Linked DNA regions of Homo sapiens: region 1 is linked to region 2. Evidence: chromatin loops called from intact Hi-C (ENCODE). Cell type or tissue: Calu3. All regions are shown on one strand. Links, peaks and the distances in the headings refer to the core of each region. The heading gives the core; the rest is flanking DNA.

Evidence for each region. A loop is a pair of places that touch in the nucleus more often than their neighbours do. Peaks named below come from ENCODE experiments on the same cell type or tissue, not always from the same donor. Only the 100,000 strongest peaks of a DNase experiment are listed, where the experiment ranks them.
Region 1: it touches region 2 in a loop (2.8-fold over the local background); 2 of 110 quality-filtered maps call a loop at or near these places.

Annotation. Positions count from the first base shown.
Region 1 is chr5:57,834,623-57,840,007 of GRCh38, forward strand. No RefSeq gene overlaps it. Among named protein-coding and RNA genes, the nearest start is that of LINC02225, 62 kb to the right of the region's middle. RefSeq lists an enhancer at 630-1,138 and a silencer at 3,020-3,314. In Calu3, for the core only: no CTCF peak of the experiment used is centred there; a DNase peak (open chromatin) is centred at 3,139.
Region 2 is chr5:57,690,753-57,696,137 of GRCh38, forward strand. No RefSeq gene overlaps it. Among named protein-coding and RNA genes, the nearest start is that of LNCBRM, 120 kb to the left of the region's middle. RefSeq lists enhancers at 1,871-3,070, 2,390-2,684. In Calu3, for the core only: no CTCF peak of the experiment used is centred there; a DNase peak (open chromatin) is centred at 2,519.

The sequences.
Region 1 (5,385 bases), core at 99-5,098, 140 kb after region 2:
GACAGAGGGAGACTCCTTCTCAAAAAAAAAACAAACAAACAAAAAACAGAAAACAAAAACAAAAACCAAAACCTGGTTACCAGGTTTTCGGTTACCTGGTTACCAATGCCCTGGTTACCATTAAAAGGAAGACCAGGAGAAGTAGTGTAGGAAGAGTCCACCAAGCATGAGGGGACAAAGGAAAATCACAGAATTGTGGCAAGTCAGCTTCTGAGTGAAGAATGAGATTTCTACGACAGTAGAGGTGGAGGAAGTCACATTGAATGAAATCTATTTAAGATTGGGGAGACTATTGTTTGTTGAAGGCCAATTATGAGTCAGGCACTATCAAAAAGTATTTTATGCACATTATCTTATATAATTCACACTGCAAGTAAACAACAGGGGAAATAATAGCTCTATTTTTTCCAGTGAGAAGTTGAGGCTGAGGAACTTTAAGTCAGTTTCCAAGATAACACTGGTAGTAAGAGGTGGGGCCTGGATCGGAACCCATTCTCTCTGGCTCCTGGGGTCACGTGCTTTCAACTGAGGCAGGATAGTGCTGTGGTCATTAACTCACATGATAGAGCCCCGCTTTTGAGTGCATACAGCTTTTTCTAGTTTTAGTCCTAACCTTCTGGAGGTTGTTTTCATTCCCTAGTGCAAGGGGTGGAACTCTGCTTCTCTGGAAAGTGTTTCGGCCGAATGTTATTCCAGCTATTGTCACTCTGTGGGGGAAGGAGCCTGGAGCAAAGGTACACAGACTCTCCTCTCTGCAGGGGCCTGACAGTTCCCAGGCTGGGGCTTGCCCAGGCATGATCCACAGCACTCTGGAGTCTATAGGCAAACCTAGAAGAGAGCATCTGTGCCTGTCACTTATCCCTTTACTTGTCCTGGGTCCCACAACAGAAAATGGTGACATTCATATTTAAAAAATGAGATCTGAAAAAAAAAAAAGCAAAACATATGTCAATGGAGGAAAAAAAGCAAAACATTTATCTGGCACTGTGCACTGCATTTGGGATTTCACATATGTGATCTCATTGAATCCTCACTACAAGCTTCTAAGGTGCACCTTGTTTTTGTTGCAAAAATGTTAAACAGAGGCTTCCTTCAGGTCACACAGGCAAGAAGTTTCAAAACTGCAATTGACACTTAGGATGATTTAACACCAAAGATTTGACAGACACAAAAATATTAGGAGTTAAGCAAAAAGTGTTTATGTTGAGAAACTACAAATATTCTGAATAAATTAAAACAAATTGTGTTTTTCATTTTCTATCCACAAAATGCTGCTCTTTTATTTTCTTTTTTGGGATTTCTGCAATAAAACAAAATCATAAAGGATTATATAAAATCAAACAACATCAAACAGGATTTCATAATAAAACTTTTGGTCAAGTGAGGTCATACTTTATATATCGGACTTGATTTCTCACAGTGGCTCAAATAGACATCTGTTGACCAATGGAAAACTATATCTGTGAATGAGCCGTGACTTATAAAGCCTCCAAAACTCTTTGGAAAAGAAGAAATAGGAAGCACTTCGTCTTCTATTGTGTGAAAGCTGGAATGAATATGCCAGCTCAAGGATGTAAAGGCAGTCTACATCTTATGTGTGTGCTTAGCTTCTTTGTTCAGCTGTTAACAATGTATATAAGGACATGCTACTAGAATATTGTCAAGTTGTCTGTAATTTACTTTGACATACTTCAGCATTAACATGGTGAGATGTGTGTGTTTTGGGTGGGGGGTTGGGGGGCGGTTGTTTCATACTATTCCCTGGGGTGGTTAATTGCCCTAGATGGAAATACATTTCCATGGCATATTGGTTTCCTAGGGCTGTTGTAACAAATTCACACAGACTATGTGACTTAAAACAACTGAAACTTATTTTCTCACAGTTTTGGAGGCTGGAAGTCCAAAATTAAGGTGTTGGCAGGGTTGGTTCCTTCTGGAGGATCTGAGGGAGAATCTGTTCCATGCCCCTCTCCTAGCTTCAGATGGTTGCCAGCAATCCTTAATGTTCCTTGTCTTGTAGATGCATCACTTCAATCTCTGCCTCCATCTTCACAGGGCGGTCTCCTTTGTATGTTTCTATGTCCAAACTTTCCTCTTATAAGAACACCAGTGATTGGATTAGGGCTCACTCTAACTCAGTATGACTCTATCTTGATTACATCTGCAAAAATCCTATTTCCAAATTGGGTCATGTTCATGAGTTCCTGGTGGATATGAATTTTTGGGGCACACACTTCAACCCAGTTAGCATCTAATTAAAAAGTCCTGTTACAGAGTTAGCTATAGCAAGAAATTTAGCGGCCTGATGAAGTCAAAGTTTGTAAAGTGGCATGGCAAATGTTAGAAATATGTTTTCATTCATCAAATTAGTGTCTTTAGATATGTGCACTGACTGGAATTATTAAAAACATGATCCTCCCCCTTTGCCAGATGAGGCATACAAGTATGGGGAGCTCTGCGGTCTGTACACTTCAGCATGGTGCCCAAGGCCTGATGCTGACAGTCTCCCATTGGTCTGCTGACTCAGAGTGCTGGTTTGCCTGGATTTGCCTACACCTTGCCTCTGAAATACTTTTGCATCTGCTTTGAGAGAACTTTTAATCCAGAATGTAGTCCAAGCACTAAAATATCAGAGAGGGAGCTAGAGAACATGCAGTACCAGTTGTGTGTTGTGATGGTTTCTCTGACTGCTTGAAAATAAATGTTTGTAGTTGTAGCAGAATTCAGTTTGAGACTTGATGTCATACGTGATAGCAAGGCTGTAGAAAGGTGACCAAGAACACTCACATCTCTCTTACAATAGGACATGTCTACCCCAAAGAACTTAATAATTACAAACAGCAAAATTAGCTTACGTTAATTCATAGCACATATCCATGGACATTTTCTCGAAATGCAAGTATTCTATTCTCCTTTGGGACTCCATCCTTGTCCTTTTTTGATGTTTGATTCGTATAAAATAGTAAAACTGAGCATTCAGATAATTATCCCATGGTTAGAAAACTTACATCATTGAAGGTTTTTAATAAGAAAGTCGATTCAGCAAACTTTGAACTCTTCACCTGGGACTTTTCCCATGTCCCTCCCCATGCCTGGCAGTATTAAGATGGCTTCCAGGCTGACTCAGTGTCTCTGGAATTCCCTCCCTCTTGCATTCCAACAGAGCTTCCTTTGCTGGCATTTAGTACATGGTGCCAGGCATCTGCTGATTTGGCTTGTGTTTAATCTGAATTGTTGCTATTTGACTGAGTTTTGTATTTCATAGGGACTGTTAATCATAAGTCACCAGCTGAGCAGCATGTGTGGTTGTTGGGACAGAGAGTTTAACTTATTGTTACTATTGGAAACATAATTTTTAAAAAGTTCTTCAAAAGTGCGTGTCATTTGGATTGTTCAGAAGCAACTGTTTTAGAAAAGAAAAGCTCTGTCTCATCCCCTTGTGTTGTTCTCCCTTCATGCATTTCAACAAATAAGCAAGGGCTGGGTGTGGTGGCTCATGCCTGTAATCCCAGCACCATGGGAGGCCGAGGTGGGTGAATCACTTGAGGCCAGGAGTTCGAGACCAGCCTGGCCAACATGGTGAAACCCCGTCTCTATTGAAAAAAAAAATAGCCAGGCATGGTGGTATGCGCCTATAATCCCAGCTACTCCAGAGGCTGAGGCATGGGAATTGCTTGAACCTGGGAGGTTGCAGTCAGCCGGGATCATGCCACTGCACTCTAGCCTGGGTGCAGAGACTAGAGAGAGATTCTGTCTCAAAACAAACAAGCAAACAAACAAGCAAGCAAACAAAGTGATAGACCTGCATTGTTTCTTCCTTGGTTGAGGTCCAGACTATGGATTCAGTGAAGGAGTTGTGGCCATGGCAGGCAGGGGTCACTAAATAAATGAGACAGCAGAGCAGACTAATGGAGGAAATAGAGCTTGTCCATGTGGCTCTGTTTCTCTCTTCCTACCCTAATCTCTTTATACTCATTAATCCTAATGAAAGCAGGCTGGAGGAGAGAGCTGGTGGAGAGGAAAATTGTGGAGAGCAGAATCTCTCTGGACAGAATAGTAAATACAAAACCAAAATGTGAAATTTGTTCTTGAAAGTGACAGTTGCTTGTTCATGCTCTGTGAAGTCTGAGTGTGTGTTTGTGCTGAGGTGTGCTATACTCCCCAAGAGTAAATATGCCTAGAGTCAGGGGTCTCGTTTCCTGATCAATACAAATAATGTATCAATCACCACCATGCTTGTGGAAGTGGGGAGGGTGTAGAGAAATATGGACACATGTAACACTGGTGACGGCAAAGGTCATTTTAAGAGTTGATGCTGTCAGATTAATTAACCTGTCATGTTTAGGTAGCTAATAGTATTTTAAGGGAGTTTTTCAAGTTGCACATAATTCTCATATTTCACAGGACACACCTTTGGAACAATTACTTGATTTTGTATTTATAGCAGCTTCTCCCTGTCCGTCCCATAAAAAAATGCCAAAAAGACTGACCATAAATTGGTCAAAACTTTATTCATGGGCGACAGTCCCATTATAAAATAGAAGGCAATATATATGTCTCTTCTTTTTTTCTCTTCTGATGATTTTGTTGGTGATTCAATCTGTAAACCTTGATGAGTTATTCGCTTAGTCATTTAGCAAACATTTAATGAGAACCTGCAGCACAATAAACATGAATATAAATAAATATGTGGGGAAAATAATAATGATCAGGAATTAAAGGGAGCTACTGTTGATGTTTCTTGACTGCCTTCTGTAGCCCAGCATTCATTTTAAAAAATATTTTTATAATTAAAAATATACATGTATATCAAAGTCAAATCTTCTTCAAGGCTTATAATATAAAACACCAAATTCTGTCTTCCACAGCCCTTCTCACCTCTCATCACCTAGAGGAAGCCACTTTTAATCCTTTTAGCTGTTTCTTCTGGTATTTGCCTTTAGGGTTACATAACATGCTATTCTGCTATTTATTCATTTGTTGATTTTAAATATCGCCTATAAACATCCTACAATGGAAGGCATTTGTTTAGCTTCCTTAAATACCTGCCCTCACCCTAACACACACTTCCACTTCTGTTTCCTAAGATCATGAACATTATAATTTTTATCAGATCACTGTTCAGCCTATACATTGCTATGTTTATATAAATATTATGCACAGTTAAGCCATGTAGACATTCTGTTGTGCAGGAAGGGAAGAGATCCAAGGTTTTCACTGCTCCTTACAAAGATTTTCAGTTGGCCCTCATCTTTTTATCACCATCAACACCCTACTTTCAAGGCACCTCCTGCCTGAACTCCTGAGCCCTCTGAGATTCTGAAGTGCAAATAAGCCTTCTTCATGATTTCATTCACTGCAGAGACTCCATGTTTGCCAAATTGG
Region 2 (5,385 bases), core at 136-5,135:
AAAGGCAGGTTTATTAGGAAAAGTATGAAAATACATTACAAGGGTGCAATGGGCCAATCAGCAAGAGAAGAGCTGACTGCACGGAGACAAAGGCTTGCTGGGGATTTTATAAAATGGTGCTTATGCTGTGTGCTGATGAGGGCTTTGTGCAGTACTGATAACGCCAAGGCTGCAGTGAGCAGACATACATATATATATTTTTTTATCAGCCTAAGGTATGGTGATAGCTGGGAGCAGGAAGACTGTGAGTTATTTGCATGGGAGGGCTATGTGTCCTGGACCATGGAGAAAGGCAGACTTGTAGCTTATCTGCTTTCTCTCTGCTTTTTCCTGCTCCCACCCACTTGATTCCTTTTTCCTAATTAGGACTCCACATTTCCTATGTGTCTTAAGTTAAAGAAAGCTGGGAAAGTAAAATTACTTTGCTCTTAAATGAATATAAATGTAATGGCCAACTTTTGACAACTGGATTTTCAGCTAAGAGTCTGAATGTGCTGAATATCTTAGCTTCTTCAGATCCACTCTCTTTTCTGTCCTGCTCTGTGTTCCAGGGGGCTGTAATCTAAAGGCTGGCCTCTTTGTCCCTGGCTTTCTTTTGTAATTGGCCAGTGGGGAACTCTGGCAGGGAACTGGAGGGTGAGAAGAGAGAGTTGTGGTATTTGTTGCCTCCATTTCCTCCCTGCCTGGGCACTGGCTGGTAGTGGCTGTGCTCCTCCACCAAATATCGGCTGCAGTAGAGTGGCCCTCTTCCACCAACCACAGACATCATCACATTTCAGCTCCACTCCTCACCTCTTCAGGCTTCAAGGTGGCCATGGATCATTGCTGCTGACTCTGAGAAGCTGCCCCATCTTGCCTGTGAGGATGGTGTGGTGTGTCAGAACCCACTCCAGCACGGAGGCTCTTATTCCTCCAGCTGTGAAGAAAGTTGCCCTCAGTGAAGAGCCACTTCGGCCCATGTTTCCAGGGTCAGCAAGCATCCAGTGACTGGCCTATCTGGGGATGAATACAAAGGCTTGGCCTTTTGTCTAAAAAGGAATAATTTTCAAGGGCCATGCCAGCTTCAGAGCTCCCTGTGGGATAGCCTCACATCTTTGTTGTGATTGCAACGAGGTTCAGCTTCTACTTCTGCTCAATTTTGTTTCCCCCACCTTCACAAGTGTTAATACCATGGGCACTCCCCAAGAGACTTTCTACAAGAAAATTTCATCTCAGACTCTCTTTCCCCCAAGACACTACCCACATCTTTAATACATCTTTTCACTAAAACCTCTTTAATCACCCTCTTTGAGTATGCTATTTGCTTCTTGATGAGACACTGACAGATATACTAATTGTTTTCAAATCAGGAACATCTTTGTTCCACGTAAACTTTCTTCCAGCAATTTTTTTGGAAGCAGTGGGAGAGAATTGTTACTCAGGGTTAATCTAGACCATCGAGGAAGAACTACCTAGTAAAGTAGAAGAGACAGAAACCTGAAGATAATGACCTGACCACCTTAAAATTTATACCATCATATATCATCATGATTCAACTATTTGGGCTACATAACAATAAATATAATTATAACAATAACAATAATAAATTCTACATGTTTACTTAAAAGTAAGCAAAATTTATGCTTTGTCTTAATGGTCTTGACCGAGTCAATGTTGAATACATTATAAGCACAGTCTCAAATAAGAAAACAAATCAGGAAAAAAATTATTAAATAATTGTGTGGGATTATTGGATTCACAAAATAATAAGTTGATTGATCTTGTTTACACTTGAATTGGTTATGATACCAATTCAGCAATTATTTTTGTCCTATATAATAGCCAGCTATGTTCCATTATCTCCTGGGAAAACAGAAGAATGAGATTCAACTGCACTAGCCAACTCTCCAGCCAATACAGGCAACGTTCTGTGATCTAGAAACATTGCTAAGAGTGTCCGCAAACTCTTTCCCTGGAAACCTCAGAAAACAGACAAATGTCTGTCTGTCTTGGATGGCATAATTGCAGTGCTGTGCTGCTTGCAATGGGTCTGCTCTCAGTGACCTCACAGTCCCCATAGCCAGGACATGGTAACTTCAGTATTTTGAAAGATTGAGAATCAGCATTCCTGTTTCTTAAGGGGGAAAAAAGGGGCCAATCAGAGACAAGGGTGGCTTGCTTAAACTGAGTCTAGTGTGGGAATGAGTTTCTGCCTTTCCCCAAATGGAATTGGTAGGATATTACGCTTCCTTTTTAGAAATCTAATAATCAGCATGTGAGCTTAGTGTCTTCACTCCTCATCTATGTCTGTTACCAGACAGTTCATCTTTTAAGGTAAATGAAGTTGTTTTTTTTTAATGAGGCATTAGAGTGACCTTAATCCTTCTAGACAGACATTCCCAGGATATTTTTAAGAGGTGGCCAGGGAAGGAGCGTGTGATTTTTGGCAGTCTGCTGACCTCAGCATGACCTGAATTAGAACGCCCCATGGAAATGCTGTGGCCTCCCTGGACCTGGAGTTCAGCTGATGACTCACCAGGGGCCAGGCAAGCATGAGTCATTCCACATTGCAAATGGCACTGAATGAATGCCAGTCTCTGTTTCCTCTCTAGCCTTGTTCTAGTCAGTCTACAGAAACAGAACAGCAACCATTTGCTGGTCCCACTTACGTCTCAAATGAATCCCAGCAAATGATGTGTCATTGAGGATAATACATGTTGCAGCTACATATATACCCTGAAAAATAACATTTAACTAAGCAAGAAGGAAAATATTTAGAATGGAATTCAAATATACTAATTTGATTCTCTGTGTCCCATTTCTGATTTGAACAGAGCCGCCGATTGTTACCTGGTATGCAATTTTAGATCCCTGCATTCCTGTTGTTCCTAACAACGGCTTGAAATTCCTTGCACCTTAAATGGTTTTCCTCCCTCCTTATCAGCAGTGAGAGTTGATAGTCTTCTACTCGTGTTCTGAAACCTTCTCTGCAAATTGATTAGAAATAAGACGTACCCAATTAACAAGATTATGTGCATTGAAAGAAAAGCTATCCTTTTGATGATTTATGGGAAATGAGTGTGTGTGTGTATGGGGAGTACAACGAAAACAAGAAGAAACTAATCTCCGCATGAGATTTTGGATGTGCAGAAATCCATGTTGGAACTTGCTTGAGCCAGCCAAGTAAGGAACAAAGAGAAAAATATCTTATTTAATAGCTATCTTCCTGGTTTTCTCCCTTGCTTTTAAAAAGGTATATTGTTATTTGAATTATAGGATAATACATGCTTATTGTAACAATTTCAGTCATGAGCAAGTAAAACTGGTCATTTCTTTTCCTCTGATGAATGTTCAGTTTGCTTTCGGTTTTCCCAATTACACACAGTGTTGCAATCAATATTCTTTCACATGTATCTCTGTGTATTGGTGCTTTTATTTCTCTTGGCTAGCATCAGAATTCAAAAGGTTGCATATTTCTGACAGACTAGGTTCTCAAAAGGTTGTGGAAATTTATAATCCCATCTACAGTATTTAAGAATCCCAAATTCCTAATCTCACCAACTTTGAAAGCTATTAACCTTTCAAAATTGTTGTCCATTTGAATGGAAAAATGCTATTTTGGGGGTATTTAATTTGCAACTTCATTTATACTTACCATATCTACTGCTTTTTTTTTTAATTTAAAAAAGGAATGTGAAACACTGAAACAAACTCAAATATTATGGATGTCACTTAAGAATAAAGGAATGGCTTTTTTCTATTCACAGATTAGATGTGCAGGAGAAAAACAGTAATATTAAACAAAGCAAAAGATAAGTAAAAACAGTATTTAGTTGGAGATAAATTAAGAAACTTCTTATTCATATCACAGTTGACATTGTTGTTAATTATTCTATGTGAATTGTGAACTTAATTTGGAAAATATGTACTGATATATTACATATTAAAAGCTTTGTTTTTGTTTTAAAATGTGCTGAATAAATTTTGTTAGTGAAATATATTAAGGTGAATACAGAAGAGCTTGTGCGTTCTTCCTTTTGTTTTAAAGTCATATTTCTTGGGTTCAGAGTGACACACAAAACAGAGGACTTCAGGTGCCTGAGGCAGTGGTTCTACATCTTGGCTACATGTTGGACTTGCCAGGAGTCACCTGGCAAGCTTTATTGGCTACTGATGCCTCCATCCCACACTCCAGAGCTTCGGATTTAATTAATCTGGGATGTAGCCTGATTAGGGGATTTTTAAAAGCTTCCAGGTGATTCTGATGTGCAGCCAAGGTTGAGATCCACTGATCTACAGGATATCTTTATTTCACCCTATTTCTTATCCTGCAAGAAATTAAGAAAATTGAACGAAGGAGATTTGCATTATTAATGAAGCATAATAAAATACAGCTTATGACAGAAAAAGCTACACAGCTTTTGCTACTTTCAGGGGACCAGTTTACCGATGCAAAAAACAAAAATCCTTCTCCCATAATGATGTCAACTCTCTTTCGCTCTCTCTTACACACACACAAACACTGTTTTCATTCTGATAGATCATAATGGCTTGTTTGTCTTGCCCTTGAGTTGCATAAGTTGATCTATGTACCCAGGGAAAAGGTACTGACTTTCTATCTAAAGAGATACTGGGAAAATGTCTCAGCTAAAGGAAAAAAAAAAAAAATAGCCACAGCAACACATCACTTTCTGCTATGGAACAATGTTACCCAGGCAGGCCAACCCTGATTTTCCTGCTTTCTGAAGTCCAGCCAACAGGGAAGTGCCCCACCTTCTTTTTGCCAGAAATCGTAGGGGCGATTTGATTCCAGTACGTGCTTTGAGCAGTGAAATGGGGTGCTGGTGTCCTCTAGAGCGGCAGCCTTCCAGTGTTTCATAAGCCATGAAAGTGCCTCCCCAAACTCAGAAACCTGTGTAGTTCCTGGGTCCTGGCCTATAGTTTTGTCTGTGTCCTCATTATCACAACACCAGCCCCTGTAAATCCCAGGGTGAGGAATGGGGCAAGAATAGGCGGTCGGCGACTGTGTGCCAATGGCAAGAAGTCAGAGGAAGGGAGGCTCCATCTACCTGTCAAGACCACTACCCCTGGGGCCTGTCACAGCTGACACCCATTCGTGTGTGTCTATTCAGTTAAAAGTAATAAATTTTATCTTGTTTAGGAGACAGGTGGTGGAGATTTTTACTTTTGTTTTTGGCAGTGAAGGCCTGTACTCTGGAGACTAGGGATTAGGTCATATACAAAATCTAGAACCAGATTGCTTTGTAGCCTTTCCCTTCTCTGTCCTTCTGAGGGCCATGCATCTGATAGGTAGGATCTTCTGGACTCCTAATCAGACAGCCTTCCCACCTCCTTGTCCCTGGTATCTCAGCCAAAGGCACACTTTAAAGATGGACCATTCCCTCT